Regions from separate parts of the Homo sapiens genome. Here region 2 is linked to region 1. Evidence: chromatin loops called from intact Hi-C (ENCODE). Cell type or tissue: psoas muscle. All regions are shown on one strand. Each heading gives the region's core, and the rest is flanking DNA. Links, peaks and the distances in the headings are about the cores only.

Evidence for each region. Peaks named below come from ENCODE experiments on the same cell type or tissue, not always from the same donor. Only the 100,000 strongest peaks of a DNase experiment are listed, where the experiment ranks them.
Region 2: a loop joins it to region 1, with 2.9 times the contacts of the local background. A loop is called at or near these places in 9 of 110 quality-filtered maps.

Annotation. Positions count from the first base shown.
Region 1 is chr1:205,249,889-205,261,672 of GRCh38, reverse strand. The region is part of intron 2 of TMCC2 (transmembrane and coiled-coil domain family 2); the gene reads right to left. Among named protein-coding and RNA genes, the nearest start is that of TMCC2-AS1, 18 kb to the right of the region's middle. RefSeq lists an enhancer at 3,831-4,340 and a silencer at 9,715-9,912. In psoas muscle, for the core only: a CTCF peak has its summit at 5,319 (motif pointing right); DNase peaks (open chromatin) are centred at 2,022, 2,662 and 5,352; H3K4me3 peaks cover 1,231 bases; H3K27ac peaks cover 5,428 bases.
Region 2 is chr1:205,170,663-205,182,446 of GRCh38, reverse strand. All of the region lies in intron 2 of DSTYK (dual serine/threonine and tyrosine protein kinase), which reads left to right. Among named protein-coding and RNA genes, the nearest start is that of DSTYK, 35 kb to the left of the region's middle. RefSeq lists an enhancer at 7,247-7,748. In psoas muscle, for the core only: no CTCF peak of the experiment used is centred there; a DNase peak (open chromatin) is centred at 6,896; H3K4me3 peaks cover 282 bases; H3K27ac peaks cover 7,763 bases.

The DNA.
Region 1 (11,784 bases), core at 1,306-9,305:
GGTTCTCACTCCATGGCCTAGACTGGAGTGCAATGGCATGATCGTGGATCACTGTAGTCTCGACGTCCCAGGCTTAAGCAATCCTCCCACCTCAGCTTCCTAAGTAGCTGGGGCCACAGGCATGAGTCACCAAGCCCAGCCCCTAGTAATTTTTAGAAAGGAAATAAGTGGGCTGCACACAGCGGCTCACACCTGTGGTCCCAGCACTTTTGGAGGCCAAAATGGGAAAATTGCTTGAGTCCAGGAGTTTAAGACCAGCCTGGGCAACACAGCAAGACCTGTCTCTACAAAAAATAAAAAAACAGCCAGGTGTGGTGGTGCATGCCTGTAGTCCCAGCTACTCAGGAAGCTGAGGCAGGAGGATGGCTTGAGCCCAGGAGTTCGAGGCTGCAGTGAGCTATGATCACACACACCACTGCACTCCAGCCTGGGCAACAGAGTGAGACCCTGCTTCAAAAAAAAAAAAAAAAAAAAAAGGAAATAAGTGTTGGTGAGCATGTGCAGGAATTGGAAGCTTTGTGCAACATACCTAAAACATAAAACAGCACAGCTGATGTGGAAAACAGTTTGGGAGTTCCTCAAAAAGTTAACATAGAATTACTTTATGACCCAGCAATTCCACTCCTAGATATTTTCAATTCCCAAACGAATTGAAAATGAGTATTCAACACTCATTTGTACACAAATGCTCATAGCAGCAATATTCACAATAGCCAAAAGGTGGACATAACTCAGATGTCCATTAACTGATGAATGGGTCAACAAAATGTGACATTTCTTGCAATGAAATACTATTCGGCCATGAAAGAAACAAAGTGCCGGTAATGCTCCAACATGGGTGAACCTCAATAATGTTAGGCTAAGTGAAACAAACCAGACAAGAAAGGCCACATAATGAATGATTCCATTATATGAAATATCCAGAACAGTTAAATCCACAGAGACAGAAAGCTGATTAGTGGCTGCCAGGGGGCTGGGGTGGGGGTGGGGGAAGGAATGGGGAGTAACAGCTTAATGGGTACAGGGTTTCCTTGGGGTTGCTGAAAATGTTTAGGAACTAGATGGAGGTGATGTTTCAACAATTGGGTGTGGAAGGCCAGGGTCCTCCACTGGCCTGGGCCACAGCTCCCACCATTGTCCATTACAGAGTGGGTATGCAGGAGGGTCTCTGGGTCCTTCAGCTCACTGTGTCAGGTTTAGTAGGGTAGCAGCTCTTCCTAACACACTCCTAATACCCCTGTCGTGCAGCTGGTTGACTAAAAAGACCAGATCACTCAACTCCCAGTCAGTAGCAGGCAGAAATGCCCAAGGTTCCCCAGCCCAAAGCAGGGCACAGGTGGGCTACACAGGAACCACTGCTCCTCTCTCCAGACCATCACAGAGTCCTGTTTGGCCCATGCCACCCAGCTCCCTATCCATGCCCAGCCACCAGCACCACACCTGGAGTTGTGGCCCCCACACCATGACCTCCTCACCCCACCCCAACCTGCCTGAGATAGGCTGGCCACTCCACAGGTACCTGACTCCAGATTAATCCTTGTGAATGGGCTGGGCAAGCTCTAAGAGGAGAACCGTGGAGGGAGAGTCATACTTCTTCCATGATCCCCCTCCACACCAGAATGCCCCCTGCTCAGGGACCCTACCAGCCAGGGCCTTACATCTTGCTCTACACAAAGGCTGAGGGCTGAGAAGTGCTGACAAATGTCTGGATAAGCCAGAGCTGGGACGTTCTCTCAAGTGTCCAAGACCCAACTTTCCCTATTCCTCTTCCTGCTCCAGTGAGATCTACCCTCAGCCCACGCACACCTGGGGGCTCCCCTCCACATGGCCTTGGTGGCACCCCGGACTCACCTCCCTGGCCCCTTTCACAACACTAAATGAAGCTGGATTAGGCTCTCTGCCAGATTATAAGGAGCTGCCGGATCAGGGCTTCCCAGCCCTGGCTCCCGTGGAACTTCCTGGGGTTTCCACCTCCTCCCAGGGCCTGAACTCAGTGTCCTCGTGTCAACCCGGCCCTGGACATGGGACACCGGTGCTTCCTCTCACACACTAGCCCAGCAGCCTGGATCCCCGATATCCGGGAGGCACACAGTAGACACTGTTGGAACAGAAAGTATCCAGGCTTAAGTGAAGCTGTGTGGAGGGAGGGGAAGGGCACTAGCTATGTAAATTGGGAAATGTGAATCGTGGTTCTCTTTCTTCATAATGTAAATGCATTAAGCAGTTTTCAAGATAGACCACAGAAACAGCTGCCATTTGCAAGGAACATGTGCTCCACACCTGTGCTCCCAGCTGCACGAGAAAGCTGTACCTCTGACCCTCCTCCCTCTGAGGCAGGCAGCCCCTTCCCAGACTCGCAAAGAACCCGTTAGGGTCCCCACAGCAGGCTGACAGGGAGAAAGGGGCCTTCTCATGTTAGCCATCTGCTCAGGAGTTGGAAAGACAATATAAGGTCACTCTTAGATGGAAAAAAAAAAAAGACAAAGAAAAAGCTTTGGGGGTTCCTATGCTTCCCTTTAGGAAAGCAGGGCAGCCCAGTCATCCTGACAATGGAGTCAGGTGTCAACCCTGGCTTGTCTATGGGTCTAGACAAGCAGGCCCAGGCCTGTGCAGAACACCGCTCCTGGGAGCAAGGTCTGGGCTCCCAGTGGGTCAGAGCCCAGCAGGCGAGTGCGGCCCCGGGGCTGGCAGGCCTGGGTGACTCAGCAGAGATGCTTCAATCTGCTGACTGCTGCCCCGTGACTCTGATTTCAGTGGCCCTCTCGGGATAAAGAACGCTCAGATTCCCTTTTTCTACCCATTCTCAGATGGAAGGGGAGGTCAACCAGACTAGGATGGAGAGGAAAGCCTACAGCCAGCTAAAATCCTTCAACCCAAAGAGGTCATGTGACCTTACGGTAAAGTTGGGAGAGAAGGAACTTGAAATTTCTTGTACCAACCCAACATTCCAGCAAGAGCAGGGTGGAAAAATTATTCCAACCCTTGGTCCTGAAGTCAGAGGCTTTCCCCATTCCATTTTTTCAACTCAGCAGGAATAGCCCGGTGGGGCTGGTGGCTCTCTGCCTTCCTGGTGAGGATATGTGGGTAACAGGAAGCTGCTCACTCCAGCTCTGGATGTGTCATCACAGCTGACCCGGGTGCTCCCAGGTGGGCAAAGGGGTGGGGGTGGAGAAAGAGCCTACCTATCGGTTTAATTGGTGCCTGGGAGCCTAAGCGGCTTTTCTCAAGAGGGCAGGCACCACGTGCTCAGACACTGAATGGGACACATGTGGGGCAGTATGGACCTGAGTCAGTTCACCATGGGCACAAGGGGGTGACAAAACCCCTGTAGCAAGGCCCCAGCTGCCACATGGGGGATTCGAAGGGCAGAGCATGCCCTCAGTAGCTTTAAAAGGCATCTCGCTCTACTACAAGGGGATTTCAGGTGCAAACTACCGAGAGACAAGGAAAGTCACTCACTCATCCTTTCAAGCAGCAACTACTCATCTCCAGGCAGTGCAGAGCCAGCTGCCTATTATCAGCTGACACCAGGTAGAGGCTTCCACCTGCCACCTCCTGTGGCCAGCAAGTTCTTCCTCCTGCCCTGACCCTAAGGGCTACTCTCTTGTCCTGGTGGAGACATCCCTCTCATCTAACCCTTGGCTTCTAGCCCCTTCCATTAGGGCCACCCCTCAGTTCTGATGAAAACTACATCCTCCCCTCAGTGTCTGCCCTGTGGAGAACAAAGCCCTTTTGTCCAGTAAATGTCCTGCACCCTCCTCGTCTCCTCACACCCACAGATCCCAGTTGGGGCCCCGAGCTCCCCTCTCATATTCAGGTCTTCTCCATTGTCCATCCTCTGAATTCCCTAAAAACTCTCAGTACCCAAACATTTTACTCCTTATGGCCTCTCCCACTGTCTCCCTGGGGTCAGCACTCACTGGACCTTCACAGTCCCCATTCCTGTCACTGTTTCTTCACAGACACAAGCGACCACAACCAGGAACACCCCTCCACTTAATAAGGTGCCTGGGCCCCAGCTGAAGTGCCACATAGCCACAGCTTCTGGAGGCATCTCTGCCAGGGTTCACCTGCCTTCCTGCACAGGGCGCCCACATCCAACCCCAGGGGCTCTCCCAGCATTTGGCAGCCTAAGGCTCCTCCCTTCTCCCACCCACAAACAGTTCTCTATACCTGGAGGAGAGCTCCCTGAGAGACTGGAGTGTAAGCACAGCCCACCTGACTAACTGCAGAACAGGCCTTTTCCCATCCCCCAACTCCACCCCGCCCGGTGAAATTCTCTCCTTCCACCCACCAGACGCCTCACCTGTGTGGGCACTGTTTCCCGAAGCCGTGCCGGCGATGAGGTACCCGGGGCTCTGAGGCCCCAGCTGTCTGCGGACTGTGTCAGGCCCCCGGGGTCACAGACCCTGGGCAGCACTGGGCTGCGAGCAGGTGTGCCTGAGTTCCCAGACTCTGCAGCCGCCATCTCCAGACTGAGGCACAGCCTGGGGATTAGGGGCGGATTGCTCTAGGAGATTTCCCCCTCCCCTGGGGCTCACGGGCTGCTCCTTCCCATCTGGCAGGAGACAGGGAGGATCACCGAGCGCGGGAGGACCGAGCTCTGATGAGATGCCCCTCCACAAGTCCAGCTGTTCCACTGTGAGTTGTGTGCATAAGGACACCCAGGTGTGACAGGCATCAATGAGGAGGGGTGGGGGTGGGGGGCAAAGGGGGTTGAAAGGGATGTGCACGAGGACACATGACATGTGCACCTGCATCCTTCAACCACCCAGAAGACAGGCACTCCACCTCACCCCTCCCATCTCACAGAAATGCCTCCCATGATCAGAAGCTCCTCTCACAAACAGAGCAGTCTCATGGATTCGGAATGGAAGTGAGCCTCCCAGCCAGCCTTCCAGGATAGCGAAGAGCTCTCCAAAGCCAAAAAAGACTAGAGCCTGGAGGGGGGCTCCCTGGCAGATCCTAACACAGCCAGCTCCAGCCAGAGTCCTCTCCTCCTCTCCCTGCTGCCCTGCCCGTTGGCTTAAGGCACCATCACTTCCAAGGCAGTTTCTCTACTCCAATAACCACCTGGAGGAAGCTGACAGCAGCCAGCCTCACCAGGGGAATTCTTCTGCCCTGAGATCCTGTCCCAGAAATCCAGTCTCTGCCCTGGACACCAATGGCCACTTCTGCACTAGCTTCTGCTTCCCAGTCTCTGCCAGCATTGCCCTGGCAAAAACACCCAAGATAAAGCACAGATGGGAAACTCACAGCAGTCTCTTCCTCCTTGGACTTCATCTTGACAGTGCCAGCAGGAAATTCTGTGAGTGGCCAGCAGAGGGGGACAGAGGTCCACAGCTGAGGACAATGAGCAGTGAGCAGTGTCACCGGCTGGCCAGCTGAGTCCTGGGGCCTGCTGGATCTCTCTAATGGCAGCTTCTCACAGCAGAACTGTCGTTCAGAAAGACATGGATTCTGCACCCACTTGAGTCTGGTGAGGAACTCCAGGCTTAAATACTGATGGCCGACACGCGTCACGTTGATTGGGTAGTCCCAAATTCAAGAAGGTGTGAAGAGATAAGGGCCCAGTGCTATCTCTGGGAGCCAGTGCCAGGGCTTGCAGGCCAAAATCACTGAGATCAGGAGTCCTCATACCCTGGGCTCATGGAAACTATACAAACATTTGTGGTTGGCTGATGACTTGGGGTTTGTGAAGAAGCCTGGCAAAGCATATTACATAGGTCCCAATTTCTGGGGCCAGCTCTGACCTGTAGGGCCAGGGAACACTTCTGGCAGCTCCCCTACTTCTGCAAATGATCCCCCTCCTATGGTACTGGATCTTGACTTTATATTTTCGCACCAAGCACTGTTCTTGCATAAGGGTTATTTGTAAATAGGTCTTATGCCCCTATTAAATGATAAGGCAGGGATCAGATCTTATGTTCATCTGGACCATTCACTGTGCCTAGCATAAGACTGATCCTCCCTCAATACTGACATCGTAAAACAATGAAATGATCTACCTCATTTAGCTGCCATGAAAGGCAGTCCAGCCACTGCAGTTCTGTCTCAGGTAGAAACAAAGACAGCTTGGTCTTCTCATACTCAAGATACCCCTTCTTTTTTCACTTTTTGAGATGGAGTTTTGCCCTGTCACCAGGCTGGAATGCATTGACGCGATCTTGGCTCACTGCAACCTCCACCTCCTGGGTTCAACCGATTCTCCTGCTTCAGTCTCCCAAGTAGCTGGGACTACAGGCGTGCACCACCACGCCCAGCTAATTTTTGTATTTTTAGTACAGAGACGAGGTTTCACCACGTTGGCCAGGATGGTCTTGATCTCTTGACCTCGTGATCCACCCGCCTCAGCCTCCCAAAATGCTGGGATTACAGGCATGAGCCACTGCACCCGGCCAAGATACCCCTTCTCTGCCCGCTCCAGGCTAGGCCCCACCAAGCTAGGATTTTTTTTTTTTTTTTTTTTTGAGACAGGATCTTGCTCTGTCACCCAGACTGGAGTGCAGTGGCACGATCACACCTCACTACAGCCTTGACCTCCCAGGCTCAAGCAATCCTCCCACCTCAACCACCTAAGTAGCTAGGACTACTGGTGTGCACCACCATGTCTAGCTAGTTTTTGCAGAGATGGGGTTTCACCATGTTGCTCAGGCTGACCTTGAACTCCTGGGCACAAACGATCCACCTGCCTTGGCCTCCCAAAGTGCTGGGATTACAGGTGTGAGCCACCATGCCCAGCCCAAGCTAACATTTTAAACTTTTTCTTATTAAGCAGAGGAAAAGGAAGAGAAGGCAGTGGCAGCAGGAGACAGGTGGGGAGGGGCCGAGTGAGCTGAGAGCCCTGGGGTTCACTCTGCATGGTAGGTCTCTCTGTGCTTCCCGGGATCAGGAGGGCTCAGAAGCAACAGAAAGAGTTTCCTGCAAGGCCATGCTGCACCACCAGAATGAACTGGGGAGAGCTGCCCCCAACACAGGCACCTGGCAGCTCCCTAATGGAAGGTTATAGCTCCACTCCAAGAGCAGCTTACCCATCAGCACAATAACTGAACAGCAGGAAAACAGGGGTTCAGGAGGGAACCAATAGTTCACTAGGAGAAAAGTAGCAAACAAGAACCAGGGAGATGTCTGCCAGGCAAGCTAGCAGCAGAGCAATGCTTTTCTAAGCCTGCTCGTCTTTATACATGAGACGTGTTCCCAAATCTGCCAAGGATGCAGAGCTTCCTGTGGTGGGGGTGGGGAACAGATAGCCCAAAGCATGGTGGCATGGTGGGAAAGGCCCTGTAGAGCCCTGGGCGTGAGACTCACTTCCATGCTTTCTAAGTGACCTTGGTCAAGTCACTGTAGGCGCTGAGACTGTTTCCACAAATGTGATGGGAGGACGGCGTAAAGACAGGGGGTTAAGGTGAATGTGTCTGGCAGGAAGATGTGCCAGAGCTGGGCTCGCTGGGCACTGGATGAGCCTTTCAGTGGCCCACAGAGTGCTTGGGAGTCAGAAGACCTGGTCTAAAATCCACACCCTGCCACTTGCTAGCTGTGCGGCTTCCATGTTCTGTCCGTGCCGCTTCACAACTGTGAGGAGGCAGGAGCAACTACAAAGCAGCAGCTTGGACGAGGCGGCCTTGGAGAGTGAGACCAGTGGCATCAGGAGATGGAGGAGAGGGTGAATGAGCCAAGCCTTGGAGACTCTGTGCAGCTGAGTCTCACTTCTCCTAGCTGCAAATGGTACATAGGACCATTATCTCCCAGGGCCCTCGTGCAAACACATGGCACTTTCTAAGTTTTACTGAAATAGGTGACTGGTCCTGAAGCTCCCTCACCATGGATGTATGTGCACATGCATACACAAACCACAGTATTCCAGACAGTACCTGGAAGACTTGGTCTGAAACAGAAAAAGCCAAAGAAGTAGCTGCCATCAGGAGCAAAGAGAGTTGCAGGCACACCTGGGAAAAGCTGCCAAGGGCACTAAAGCAGTGGGCTCTGAAAGGACACCACTTGCAAAGCAGCTCTTCTTTTGCAAAGAAAAGGAGCTGTGGAGTAAGCCACATCACTTGCACTTCTTGGTCAGTCTTGGACATCCCTGGGGCGCCTCCTCTCTGGCCTGGCAGAGATGGAGGCCACATCTCAGTGACACAGAGTGGTCACTATCAATTCACAGGATGGGCAGCTGAGCTGTGGCAGGGGGTCTCTGGCTTCACTCTTTCCACCCTTCCAAGTTAAGCCTGAGGCGGGGGTGACAGATAGGCTCTTGTCATCTGAGAAGGGTGGACTGGAAGGAAGCCCAGGTCCTGGGCACAGGCTCTTCTCTCTGCACGTCTGGAAGGTCTCAGCCCTTTTACTGGGTTCCCCTTAGTTTAGTTTTTTCTTCCACATCCTTCTTTCTCTTCCCTTAATTTTTATGCCATGCCCCTTCTTTCTTTAGTATTCTTTAAATCTTATTTTTTTTATTTTCTCTTCCTTTGCCTTGTTGTTATTCTTCCGTTCTCTCCCCACTGCCCTTTTAAAATCATCTTATTTTTCTTGCTTTTTCTTGTAGAGACAGGGTCTCGTTCTTTCCCCTAAGGTGGAGTGCAGTGGTGTGATCATGGTTCACGGAAGCCTCAAACTCTGGGGGGCTCAAATGATCCTCTGCCTCAGCCTCCCAAGTAGCTGGGACTACAGGTGCATGTCACCACACTCAGCTAGTTTTATTATTATTATTTTTTTTTTTTAAGAGAGACAAGGTCTCACTATGTTGCCCAGGCTGGCCTCGAACTTCTGGCCTCCAGTGATCCTCCTGCCTTGGCCTCCCAAATCACTGAGATTACAGGCATGAGCCACTGCACCTGGCCTACTTTTCTTTCTCTTAAAAAAAAAAAAATCACAAACCACACATTTTGAAGGGTGGGAAACTGGAGAAGTCATAGGCTTTAGGAGCAAAGAACCACGCTAAAAAGTAGCTAAATTTAGTAGCTTAGAATACAAGGTGAGGCCTTAAAAAAATTTCAGGCCCCAAATGTGCTGTGAAAATCTGCCAGTGAGGACTCCTCTTTGAAAGGCTGGCGGCTTCTTTTATGCTCACCAAGCCTGCTTGGAAATGGAGGTTTGGAAAATGGTCATCTTTCAGAGGTTCCCTCCCCAAGTATTCACTTTCAGATCAAGCCAGAAGGTGCATCTTCTTAGAAACCCATGTGACCAAAGAGCTCTGCTAACCCCCAGGGAAATGCGAGAGGAAGGATAATATTCTTCAGCGTGAACAGCAGCAACCCAGGTGGGCATGCTTCCTAGGAATACGTGGAGGAATAGGCACAGCTGTGTGAGCTGGGAAAGCAGACAGATCAGGCCAGAGTGGAGGAAGCTGCAGGGCAGCACCCACATGCACACACCAGGGCACCTTTCAGCTGCTTCCAGGGAGGGAGTATGCCATCTCTCCTGCTGGTCCTCTGCCCATCTAATGCCACAGACACTCCTGTTTAGGTAGTCCTTCTTGGGCACAGACATGAGCCCAGATGTTGGGCAGTGAACAGAACCACTTACATAGGTCACTTTTAGGCAAATCAAAATCTGTACCAGGCAGGTAGGAAAGACGGATGATTTCATGCCTTTATAGTCACTCTCCCTGGAGGAGGTTTTACTGGGAACAGGCCCAAGAGAAAGTGACCCGGAGAGGAAGCCACATCTCCTTTTTGGGCAACTTTTAGGAAGCAGAGCACCCTCTACCCCACCCTATTTGCCAGGAATAATTTGGAATAATTCCTTTCTAAAAGCAGAGGATTGAAACACCGAATTCTGGTGTGCTCCTGCTGACTCAAGGGCTCAGAGCATACCATGAGCTGACGTGACTAAACGAGAAATGTGTGTGAACGCATTCTGCAAACTGTAGCATGCTGTTCAGCTGACTGTTGATGCCAGGAAGGCTTTCAAAAGGACATGAGTGGCACCTCTTGGGGGGCATGCCCATAAGCCATTGAGCCCCTGAGAAGTCAGTGGACAGGCACAGGGCCCAGATTATATTTGGATCTGAAGCTACCTTCTCAGGCAATGAAGAAACCTTATACAATGAAGTTAATGTTACAGAGCACTTGTCTTTCCAGGGCAGGATTCGCCTTTCCAGATGCCCAAAGGAGGCCTCCTGGTCACAGTATCACCTTGGGTCTAATTTAGCTCTTGCTGAGCCTGATGAATTATTCACTAGCTATGGACACTAGCTCAGCTCTAGGGTCCCAGTGGTGGGGTATCTGGAGAACTGTAAGGAAGAGGAAATGGAAAGGAAGAGTGAGAACTCCCAGAATCAGACCTGGAGGGGGATCAAAGAGGACAAAAGCAGCAGCGGGCAGGAGGCCTCTAGGTTGGCCTCTGGAAGATTTGGGAAATGGGCTAGGGGTCCAAGAGCCTGTCCCTGGACAGAGAAGGGAGGTAGGAAAAGGCTGTCCCCAGAAATGACACTCACTTCCCCCAACTCCCTACTGCAGCTCAGGGGAGCTTCTGATTCCCTAGGAGCCTAGAAGGAATGCAATAGGGTGTGTACATTCAGTCATTCAGTTTTACTTCTATTTCAGCGCCCTCTGCTCTGTGGGATATACAGAGAAAGCCCAAAATATGCCTATGAAAAGAAGAGGCAGAAGCAGGGATCAGGTTAATGATGCTGTATATCCATTGCCTCATCTGGCACCCCAGAGGGGACTGGGGTCACGTTTCTCATCTCAGGGATGTGGCAGATCCAGGGAAGAACGTGCTGGGTAGCCGGGGAGACCTGAGCCAACTCCCATGACCCAGCCCACATCATCAGTGCCGGCTCCTTGCCGTCTGGAACCCGATGACAGACAGCTCCTCTTGCTGACTGCTACCAGCTCTGGCATAGGGGTCTGACACCTGAAACCTGAGTGCACCTTCCCCTTGGGCAAGCTTGGAAAGCCCAGGCAGATACCTGGCTGGCCTCTCCCACCTGTGTCTGCAGACAGACAGCTTGTCTCCCACCAAGTTTTGCCTGAGCTTAGGGACAAAGGCGTCAACAAGGCATGACCTTACATCTTGGCTAGGTAACTTGGAAGTTATCTAATTTTGCCCCCTCTATCCTGGTGATTTCTGTACTCCCAGATGCCAGAGCTAATCTGGAGAATACTGGATATTTTCTTTTTTTTCTTTTTCTGAGACGGAGTTTCCCTTTTGTTGCCCAGTCTGGAGTGTAATGGCGCGATCTCAGCTCACTGCAATCTTCACCTCCTAGGTTCAAGCGATTCTCCTGTCTCAGCCTCCCGAGTAGCTGGGATTACAGACGCCCACCACCACGCCCGGCTAGTTTTTGTATTTTTAGTAGAGACGGGGTTTCCTCATGTTGGCCAGGGTGGTCTCGGACGCCTGACCTCAGGTGATACACCCACCTCGGCCTCCCAAAGTGCTGGGATTACAGGCACGAGCCACCGTGCCCGGCCGATATTTTCAATCTAGAAAGAAAGTCAGTGGGTGTTAGTGGGGAAAAGATGCATAAAGGCTAATTCTGGAGGCCAGTTACCTGGTGGCTGATTCTGTCTGAAAAGTCAAGAGGACGCTGCAGCTTATGATCTCTGGTGTCAGAGCTTTAGGTCAGAAACAGAGTCCTCACTATGGGCCCCTCTCCTAATCAGACAGGACCCCTACAAGGCAAGGGCTTCACCTGAACATGAGGAATTCAAATCAGACTAAAGGAAGAAACTTCTCGGATCTCCAGGCACAAGAGGATATACAGCTGTGCTGGGACCCCAAGGCCTCTGGGTAATAGGGGCTTTGAGTCACTGAGACAGGGAGCAGCAATTCATGGCAAAT
Region 2 (11,784 bases), core at 3,669-11,668, 82 kb after region 1:
TCAACTAATAGCTAATCTGTTTTTTTGTTTTGGTTTGTTTTGGCTTTTTAATTTTTGAGACAGGGTCTCACTCTGTTGTCCAGGCTGGGAGTACAGTGGTACGATCTTGGCTCACTGCAACTTCTGGCTCAAGTGATTCTCCTGCCTCCTCCCAAGTAGCTGGGACTACAGGCGTGCGTCACCATGCCTGACTAATTTTTGTGTTTTTTATAGAGGCGGGGTTTCACCATGTTGACCAGGCTGGTCCCAAACACTTGAGCTCAAGCAATCTGCCTGCCTCGGCCTCCCAAAGTGCTGGGATTACAGGGATGAGCCACCACGCCTGGCCACTAATTGTTTTTGTTTGTTTGTTCGTCTGTTTTGCTAACCTGTTTTTAATAAACAGATATTGCTATTTTAAAATTTTCAGTAATTAATGCTTTTACAACTCATAAGCATTATAAAGGATCTTAAAATGACAAGTTTACATAAAATTTTAACCCCAAATTTACTAAACACTGTTTGTTGCTAGAAAACTGGCATCTCTCAATTCTTGTCTAGGTATTGGCATTTCAAGACCAGACTGGGCAACAAAGTGAGACCTCGTCTCTACAAAAAATTAGCCAGGTGTGGAGGTGTACACCTGTGGTCCAAGCTACATAGGAGGCAGAGGCAGGAGGATCACTTGAGCCCAGGAGGTCGAGGCTGCATTGCATCTTGGGTGACAGAGTGAGACCCTATCTCAAAAAAAACCACACCCCTGCCCCGCCACACACACACACACACACACACACACACACACACACACACAAACCCCAACATCTGTGGCTCACATCTGTGGTCCCAGCACTTTGGGAGGCTGAGGTGGGCTGATCGCCTGAGGTCAGAAGTTTGAGACCAGCCTGGCCAACATGGTAAAACCCTGTCACTATTAAAAATACAAAAATTAGCTGGGCATGGTGGCAGGCACCTGTAACCCCAGCTACTCAGGAGGCTGAGGCAGGAGAATCACTTGAACCAGGGAGGCAGAGGTTGCAGTGAGCCGAGATCATGCCACTGCACTCCAGCCTGGGCAACAAGAGTGAAACTCTGTCTCAAAAAAAACAAACCCAACATTTGTTATATATTACTTACCTTTAGTTAGATACCATATTGTCTCTTGAGTATATCTAGGTTAAAAGATAAAAGTTGATAGGTAAAAGGTAGGAAAGACTGCTGAGTGAGATCCTCAGGGCAAGAAGATACTGTTGGAGGAAGGAGTCTATGGAATTGGGCCAAAAAATGGTCAACTCCAAGGGAAAAGAAACAAGGATCATTTATATGTACAGGACAGAGAAACAAGAAATGATATTCTAGAGGTATAATTAAAATTTTAAAAACTCTTATTTTATGTGGCAAAAAAAGGAAACTGAAGTGATATATTTAAAAAGGATGTGGAAAGTTCAGGTAAATGCTAAATTATAAATTCTTCATGGCAGTAATCCTATTTTGTTTTTAATATCTCTCTCACCTTTACCCTAGCATGCACTAGCATACATAGTAAAATCTAACCATCCTGCATACATTGCTCTTTACCAAAAAACCTGGGAGTTCCTGTTATAGGCTAATATACCTATGAAGGATATGTGTGATTCAGAGGCAATAATTTTTTTTAATCCCTATGCTCACTATAGTAACCTTGATATCTCTTAAAAGAACAGCCTGGCTGGGCACAGTGGCTCACGCCTGTAATGCCAGCACTTTGGGAGGCCGAGGCAGGCAGAGCGCTTGAGTTCAGGAGTTTGAGACCAGCCTGGGCAACAAGGCAAAACCCTCTTTCTACAAAAAATACAAAAATTAGCTGGGTGTGGTAGCACATGCCTGTAGTCCCAGCTACTCAGGAGGCTGAGGCGGGAAGACCACTTGAGCCTGGGAAGTGGAGGTTGCGGTAAGCTGAGACCGCGCCATTGCATTCCAGCCTGGGTCTCTGTCTCAAAAAATAACTAAATAAATAAAAACATCCTGTGTGGCCATAAAAAAGAATGAGTTCATGTCCTTTGCAGGGACATGGATGAAGCTGGAAGCCATCATTCTTAGCAAACTAACACGGGAACAGAAAACCAAACACTGCATGTTCTCACTCATAAGTGGGAGTTGAACAATGAGAACACATGGACACAAGGCGGGGAGCATCACACACGGGGGCCTGTCGGGGGCTGGGGGGAAAGGGGAGGGAGAGTATTAGGACAAATACCTAATTCAGGTGGAGCTTGAAACCTAGATGACGGGTTGATAGGTGCAGCAAACCATACCTATGTAACAAACCTGCACGTTCCCCACATGTATCCCAGAACTTAAAGTAAAAACAAAACAAAACAAAATAACATCCTGAAGCTGAGGCTGTATTTTCTCAATTCACTGTCAGTGATTCATCTCTGGCCTTCCAGGGTTAGCTCTTGAGGCAAAAATCTGACAGCAGTCACAGTCTTAATCTTCTTCTTTTGTCTTCTGCCTTTGCTAGGATTCTACCTCTTTCCTGCACCAAATGGCTTCCTTTCTGTTTTTACTATCTCACATATTTGTTTGTTTCCTTCTGAGTAGAGGATGGATGGGGTAGGGAATCTTCCCTAATTCAGAGACTCAGAGATTGAAAAGTATTGTCAACGGGCAGAAACTGTTGTTAGGACTATTAACAATATTTTCTTTTTGACTGCTATTGTGATGTCTCAGCCAATCCATAGAGGATATTATCTTGTTTGATAACAAAGCCTTTACTTTGTAACCAGCATATACTTCTTAATACAGAACCCTAGCTAGAATTGTTAGGACCCCTGAAAGCATCTAGTCTATCTTTTTTTTTTTTTTTTTGAGACGGACTCTCACTCTGTTGCCCAGGCTGGAGTGCAGTGGCGCGATCTCGGCTCACTGCAAGCTCTGCCTCCCGGGTTCACACCATTCTCCTGCCTCAGCCTCCCAAATAGCTGGGACTACAGGTGCCCACCACCACGCCCGGCTAATTTTTTTATATTTTTAGTAGAGATGGGATTTAACCGCGTTAGCCAGGATGCTCGTGATCTCCTGACCTCAAGATCCACCCACATCGGCCTCCCAAAGTGCTGGGAGTACAGGCATGAGCCACCACGCCCGGCCGCATCTAGTCTATCTTTTATTCTACTTTCATAACTTCCCAAACACCAAATCAGACAGTGCTTGACACACAGTGGGCCTTCAATGACTGTTTAAACATTGTCTTTGTAGCTACATGGACCTGGATTTATATCCTGGTTTTGTCACTTAGCTGTGTCACTTTGTTCTCTCATTTGTAAGATGGGGCTATAATTCCTGTCTTTTTTTTTTTTTGAGACAGTATCTCACTTTGTCGCTCAGGCTGGAGTGCAGTAGCAAGATCTTGGCTCACTGCAGCCTCAACCTCCCAGGCTCAAGTGATCCTCTCACCTCAGCCCCTGAGTGCCTGGGACTACAGGTGCATGCTACTATGCCTGGCTAATATTTGTATTTTTTTGTAGAAATGGGGTTTTGCCATGTTGCCCAGGCTGGTCTTCTAGGCTGAAGCAGTCTGCCTGCATCAGCCTCCCAAAGTGCTGGGATTACAAACATGAGTCAGTGTGCCCGGCCTATAATTCCTATCTTTTAGAATTGGTATGAGGCTAAAGTGAGAGAATGTGTTGAAAGCACCTACCACAGTGTCTGGCACATAGTAAGCCCATTTCCACCTGCCTTTGAATAAATCAGTGTCCTTGAGAAGATTTCCTGCTCTCTCAGCCACCCATCCTTTCCCTGACGATCATCCACATTGGAACTCCTCCCAAAACTTAAGGCTTCTTGTTCCAACTTACTTATAGTTATTCTTCTACTCTTATTAGAGAGAACGTTCTTCATAATTCATTATGGCTTACTTTTGTAATAAAATGAAAGGAGAAAGCTGTTATAAAAGGTTAATAATACAGAAGTATATAAAAGTTGAAAGGTAAAGTTTTCCCTCCTTTCTATTTCCCTCTTCTCCATTCTAGAGAAAATATTTTGTCTCTCTCTCTCAATCTAGTAAGTGGCAAGAGAATAAAATTCAGATTTCTACTGTTATCTGCATCAGTAGATACCTGGGTGTTTGACTGTCCATTAGGTAGAATGCATAGAGACCATTCAATATATTCTTATCAACTTGTCGGTTACCTAATCCATTGTCATTCGAGATAGAGAGAAGAGAGTTGAGATCCTTAAAGTCTTCATGCTCATGAGTTGAGAATCAGAGCTAAAGCCTTTGCTTTGGGGTGTTTGGGATTATAAATATTCTTCTACTTTTAGCATGATTGTCTCATGCTTTCTATGGCTACTGAGGGCTATGACTGTGATTCTGTTTTTTCTAAGTCTTATATCTGGCCTGAGTTACACACTGATGCTTTTACTAGGTAGGGAGATGAGCTTGTATCCATTCAATGTTGACTACTGGGATAAAACTCTGGTTTGCCTTCACATTGATCCCAGTTTCTTTGAGGCATGTTATAACCTAGAAACATGTTATAGCCTGTTTGGTTGCAGCTCCCCCTTGGAAAGTATATGTACCAAAAAGAGTCAAGGTATTTTCTTTTTCTTTTTTTTTTTTTGAGATGAAGTCTCGCTCTGTCTCCCAGGCTGGAGCGCAGTGGCACGATCTTGGCTCACTGCAACCTCCGCCTCCTGGGTTCAAGCGATTCTCCTGCCTCAGCCTCCTGAGTAACTGGGATTACAGGTGCCTGCCACCATGCCTGGCTAATTTTTGTATTTTTAGTAGAGATAAGGTTTCAGTATGTTGGCCAGGCTGGTCTCAAACTCCTGACCTTAAGTGATTCACCCGCCTTGGCCTCCCAAAGTGCTGGGATTACAGGCATGAGCCACCACACCCAGCCAAGTCAAGGTATTTTCTATACAATAACAAAAATAGGGAGGTATTTTACTTAATATGTAATTAATATTTAAGAGTGATGGTTCAGGGAACTATTTAGAAATGAAAAAGAATCAGCCCTGTGTGAAAACAAACAGGAGAAACCTTTCAAATGCCCCATGAGAATGTCACGAGAGGAGAATTGGAAGTAAAGTAGCTAGAATATGGGGACAAGGATAGAGGTCAAGGCTGTCCAAGGGCAGGACAATTACTAATATATAGTTGTGTGTGAACCTGAGGCTTCAGAACTCTAGAGAAAGCAAAGACATCTGCTACCTACCAACTTTAGCCTGCGTACATAACTGTTTTCTGGCTTTTTGTTTGTATGTTTGTTTATATTTTAGAAATAGGGTCTCACTCTGTTGTTCAGGCTAGAGTGCAGTGACGTGATCACGGCTCACTGTAACCTCAACTTCCTAGGCTCAAGGGATCTTCCTGCCTCAGCCTCCTGAGTAGCTGGGACTATAGGTGGGTGTCACCATACCCGGCTAATTTGTTTTATTTTTTGTAGAGATGGAGTCTCGCCATATTGCCCAGGCTGGTCTCGAACTCCTGGGCTCAAGGGGATCTTCCAGCCTCAGCCTTCCAAAGTGCCAGGATTACAGGCGTGAGACACTGTGCCAGGCCACTGTTTTCTGTTTGAATTATCAGTTAGTATAATCATCCTTTGTTATAATAGAGTTTTAGTAATGTGCCATGAGCTACAGAGTAAGGATTCTTCACCTATAAGAGTCAGTATTCTTAGGAAGGGGTCAGCCTTCGTCAGTGATTGAGTGATTACTTCTTGGCATTTAAAATAGCGTCACTGGCTGGGCACAGTGGCACATGCCTATAATCCTAGCACTTTGGGAGGCTGAGGCAGGAGGATCGCTTGAGCTCAGGAGTTTTAAGACCAGCCTGGGCAACTTAGTGAGATTTTGTCTCTACAAAAAATTTAAAAATAAATAAAATAGTGTCATTTTACACTTTATACCCAAAACAAAACCAAAGAAGTATATTCTGGTGTTTGTAGAGTAGCAAGCTCCTTTCTATTGCATTTCTTTTTTTTTTTTTTTTTTTTTTTTTTTTTTTTTAAGAGGGAGTTTCACTCTTGTTGCCCAGGCTGGAGTGCTATGGCATGATCTCGGCTCACCGCAACCTCCGCCTCCTGGGCTCAAGCAATTCTCCTGCCTCAGCCTCCCGAGTAGCTGGAATTACAGGCATACGCCACCACCCCGGCTAATTTTGTGTTTTCAGCAGAGATGGGGTTTCTCCATGTTGATCAGGCTGGTCTTGAACTCCCAACCTCAGGTGATCTGCCTGTCTCGGCCTCCCTAAATGCTGGGATTACAGGCGTGAATCACTGCACCCAGCCTCTATTGCATTTCTTAATCATGCCGAGAAAATGGGTGGTAACAGATCAACTTCTGTAAACTCCACAGATTTATGCAGAATGCGTTCTACAAGAGAAATCTCTTTAGGAATTCACTATGACTCAATATAGGAATTATGGGTTATTGTCATGATTCCTTGAGATTCTTTTTACTTGATTGAGTTAGGAGCAAAATGCTTACTCATTGCTTTATTCTTGGAGTAGAGGCAAATGCAATTTCAGATAAATGTGTGGGATAAAATGTGTGGGATGGGAGTTGAAAGATAGAAGATTTTACATATGCCGATTGAAAGTGGCTTTGAGCATCATTTCTTCATTAATTCATTCCATGTTTATTTATTGGATGCTTACTAAGTGCCAGGCACTGTTCTAGGTGCTAAGAAGGTATATAGCCATCCATGAAACAGTCTGAGGTCAGACTTCCCTCTCAGGTGGCCATACTAAGGCCCATAACAGCTCTGGCTCATCCTCTTTATATTAATTTTTATTTTTTCACTCCCTGTCTCCAGGAAACAGTGTTGGCGTCCTTTTTTGTTTATAACCGTCAAGCATGAGTCATCCCTTCACTGAGTATTGCAGAATCGCATATCACATTCCAGCCTAATTCGTACTGCTGCCAGGGTCTCTGCCAGCAGCTCTTTGCCTATCTTCTGACAATCATGATACTCAGAGCAGTGAGACCAACTGCACATGTTGGTCAACTGGGGAAGGGAGAAGACAGAGCATGATACCTGTTTTCTATCCATTTTTGTTTAGTACAAGGTATATTTAGGAATAGGCAGCTTCTGGCGGGCACGGTGGCTCACGCCTGTAATCCCAGCACTTTGGGAGGCTGAGGCAGGCGGATCACGAGGTCAGGAGATCGAGACCATCCTGGATAACATGGTGAAACCCTGACTCCACTAAAAATACAAAAAAATTGCCGGGCGTGCGCCTGTAGTCCCAGCAACATGGGAGGCTGAGGCAGGAGAATGGCGTGAACCTGGGAGGCGGAGCTTGCATGAGCCAAGATTGCGCCACTGCACTCCAGCCTGGGCAACAGAGCGAGACTCTGTCTCAGAAAAAAAAAAAAAAAGGGCAGCTTCTTTGTGGGTGCCAATATATCAGGCCATACTCTACCATTAGAAAGCCCGAAATCCATGGCAGGGCACGGTGGCTGGTGCCTGTAATCCCCGCACTTTGGGAGACCAAGGTGAGTGGATCACCTGAGGTTGGGAGTTTGAGACCAGCCTGACCAACATGGAGAAACCCCATCTCTACTAAAAAAACAAAATTAGCCCGGCGTGGTGGCGCATGCCTGTAATCCCAGCTACTCGAGACGCTGAGGCAGGAGAATCGCTTGAACCTGGGAGGCGGAGGTTGCAGTGAGCCAAGATGTGCCATTGCACTCCAGCCTGGGCAACAAGAGTGAAACTCCGTCTCAAAAAAAAAAAAAAAATTAAAAATAAAGCCTGAAATCCCTTTTTTTAATTAATTAATTAAGTAATTTTTTTTTTGGACAGTATCTCACTCTGTTGCCCAGGCTAGAGTGCAGTGGTGTGATCTCAGCTCACTGCAACCTCCACCTCCCAGGTTCAAGTGATTCTCATTCCTCAGCCTCCCAAGTAGCTGAGACTACAGGCATATGCCACCATGCCCAGCTAATTTTTTTTTTTTTTTTTTTTGGAGACGGAGTCTCACTCTGTCACCCATTCTGGAGTACAATGGCATGATCTCAGCTCACTGCAACCTCCTCCTTCTGGGTTCAAGTGATTCTTCTGCCTCAGCCTCCTGAGTAGCTGGGACTACAGGCTTGTGCCACCACACTCAGCTAATTTTTGTATTTTTAGTAGAGACAGGGTTTCACCATATTGGCCAAGCTGATCTTGAACTCCTGACTTCGTGATCCACCTGCCTCGGCCTCCCAAAGTGCTGGGATTACAGGTGTGAGCCACCTTGCCCAGCCTAATTTTTGTATTTTTAATAGAGACTGGTTTTGGCCATGTTGGCCAGGCTGGTCCCGAACTCCTGGCCTCAAGCAATCTGCCCACCTCAACCTCCCAGAGTGCTGGGATTACAGGCATGAGCCACTGTGCCTGACTTCCAAAATTCATTTCTTTAATAATGAATTTACACCTATGAGCAAATAAAGTCAGCTGGTCTCTTAAAAACAGTATTGGGCCAGGCATGGTGGCTCACGCCTATAATCCCAGCACTTTGGGAGGCTGGGGCAGGCAGATCACCTGAGGTTAGGAGTTCAAGACCAGCCTTGCTAACATGGCAAAACCCATCTCTACCAAAAAATACAAAAATTAGCTGGGCATGGTGGCACATGCCTTGTAATCCCAGCTACTCAGGAAGCTGAGGCAGGAGAATCACTTGAACCCAGGAGGCAGAGGTTGCAGTGAGCCAAGATCGTGCCACTGCGCTCCAGCCTGGGCGACAGAGCGAGACTTCATCTCAAAAAAAAAAAAACAACCGTATTGGTCTTACAAATGGACTTGGCAGCTTTGGCTGATGTTTCTGTTGTGCACACAAAATGGTCCTTTAAGGAAAACCTGAAAATTTATTCTAGAATTTTAAGATAATCCATCAGAAAAAACAAACAAAATTCTTCCTGAAATTTCTAAACAATACTTTGGTTTTGAATATTTAGGCTTTCCTTTCATAAATTTGATTGGTTGATTTATATCTTTTAAAAAATATGTCTTTAGGGCAGCTTTGTAATATAAAAAATATTTCCACCTATAATTCTTTACTTTAATGTAACTGTTTTCTTTTCTTTTCTTTTTTTTTTTTTTTTTTTTTGAGACAGTCTCATTCTGTCACCCAGGTTGGAGTGCATGGTGTGATCTCAGTTCACTGCAGCCTCCGTCTCCTCGGTTCAAGCAATTCTCCTGCCTCAGCTTCCTGAGTAGCTGGAATTATAGGTGTGCACCAGCATGTCTGGCTAATTTTTGTATTTTCAGTAGAGACGGGGTCTCCCCATATTGGCCAGGCTGGTCTTGAACTCCTGACCTCAAACGATCTGCCCACCCCAGCCTCCCAAAGTGCTGGGATTACAAGTGTGAGCCACCACACCCAGCCTAATGTAACTGTTTTCCTTTCCTTTTAGTCTTTATCTCATTGTTATATGTGATTATAATGTTGTCATTTATGCAGTTGTATGTTCTATTTTAAACCTTAAAATTTGTTACTTACCAACTTTTTGAATATGCCTGACTGAAATGATTCATACTGTAGCATGTGTGACTCAGGGTAGTGAAAGGGGGTTTGTTTTGAATAGCAAGATGAGCATCAGACTAGTCTTCCAACCAGAAAACATTCCATGCAACTTGAGACACAGATGAAACAGCAAATTTCTTCTTGGCTTGGGGTTGGATAAAGGGTGGATTGACTTATGTAGTGTTTGCTAAAATGACAAATGGTGAGATGCTAAAAGCACTTTGAGCTTTAGGGAGTTCAAAGTGGCCAGGCAAATTAAAGTTATGTGACCTATCTGAGAATATAGCATAGTTCTTTGTGAGAAAAGAAAGTGAGATATTTGTGCTTTGTTGGAAATAAAAAAGATTTTAAAAACTCAAGGCTGGGCACAGTGGTTCACACCTGTAATCTCAGCACTTTGGGAGGCTGAGGCGCAGATCGCTTGAGCTCAGGAGTTCAAGACCAACCTGGGCAACATGGCAAAACCCCATCTCTACCAAAAAAAAAAAACCCAAAAAAGAATGAAAATTAGCTGGGCGTAGTGGCTCACACCTGTAGTATCAGCTACTTGGGTGGCTGAGGTGGGAGGACCACTTGAGCCTGGGAGGTTGAGACTACAGTGAACCTTAATTGCACCACTGCACTCCAGGCTGGGCAACAGCACAAGACCTTGTCTCAGAAAAAAAAAAAAAACCACAAACAAACAGAAAAACTTTTATCAAAAATACCTACTGCTCATGCTGGGTGTGGTGGCTCACACCTGTAATCCCAGCACTTTGGGAGTCTGAGGCAGGTGGATCACTTGAGGTCAGCAGTTCAAGACCAGCCCGGCCAACATGGTGAAACCCCATCTCTACTAAAAATACAAAAATTAGCCGGGCGTGGTGGTGCGTGCCTGTAATCCCAGCTACTCGGGAGGCTGAGGCAGGAGAATTCACTTGAACCCAGGAGGCAGAGGTTGCAGTGAGCCGAGCTCGTGCCATTGCACTCCAGCATGGGTGACAGAGTGAGACTGCATCTCAATCAATCAATCAATAAACCTGCTGCTCAGATAGGGTAAGAAATAAAAACAGCATAATCATCTGAAAGAAACGAAATTGTGTATCTTTTAGACTTCAGACAAAGTAAATATTCAACATCTGATAACTGTTAAGGACACAAACTTGAGCATATTTGTGTTGAGTTCTTTTATAACTCTAAAATATGCTAGAATTCTATGGAGGATTGATTCTGAGTTTACAGACCCTTGAAGACATCAGGAGTCTGTGTACCTACAGTGGTAATATATTAATATGTGTGAGTCCCTAGTTAACCGTTTACACCTGGAATGCCAGGCAAAGTAGACAATGTCAGAGACACAGAGGAACAACCTGTGCAATGGATGGAAATGCAGTAGATGGACATATGCTCTTGTGTGTTTGGAACCTTCACAGGAAAGAAGCAGAACACAAAGTGGAAAGTGCAGACGAGGCAAAGGACCTGTGGAAGGTTTGTTTCTAAACCTCAAACCTCAAAGATCTTTTTTTTTTTTTTTTTTTTTAATTGAGACAGAGTCTTGCTTTGTCGCCCAAGCTGGAGTGCAGTGGGGCGATCTCAGCTCACTGCAACCTCCGCCTCCTGGGTTCAAGCCGTTCTCCTGCCTCAGTCTCTGGAGTAGCTGGGGCTACAGGCGCCCACCACCACACCCGGATAATTTTTGTATTTTTAGTACAGATGGGGTTTTGCCATCTTGGCCAGGCTGATCTCAAACTCCTGACCTCAAGCGATCCTCCTGCCTTGGACTCCCAAGGGCTGGGATTACAGGTGTGAGCCACTGCGCCGAGCTTAAAGATCATTCTCGAAACTCACTTTAGCAAACTTGGGTATTTCAGTTAGGATTAGGTTCAATTGTAACAGATCATCAAACAAACAAACACAAAAAAACCAGGAACTTAAAGATAGAGTTTTTGGGTTTTTTTTTTTTTCCTTACATGAAAGAAGTCTGAAGCTAGGTAACTGAGAGCTGGCATGGCAGTTCTGTGATCACCAGAGACCTAAGCTCCCTCTTTCTTTTGGTGTCATCATCTTTAGTGCTGGCTTCCACCATCAGGTTTGCCTTAGGGCTGCTGAGTGATCGCTGCTGTTCTAGCTGTCACATCTGTGCTCCAAGCAGGAAGAAGGACAAGGCCAAAGGACATATTTCCTGGTAGAATCCACCCCCTGTACCCTAAAGGGCTTTCCTGGAAACCCCACCCACTTATCGGATACCCCTATCTGTAAAGGACATTGCCTTCACTTATAACATGGAGACTAGATATTGGATAGGCAAACCTTGGTCTTTGCCATACCAAGT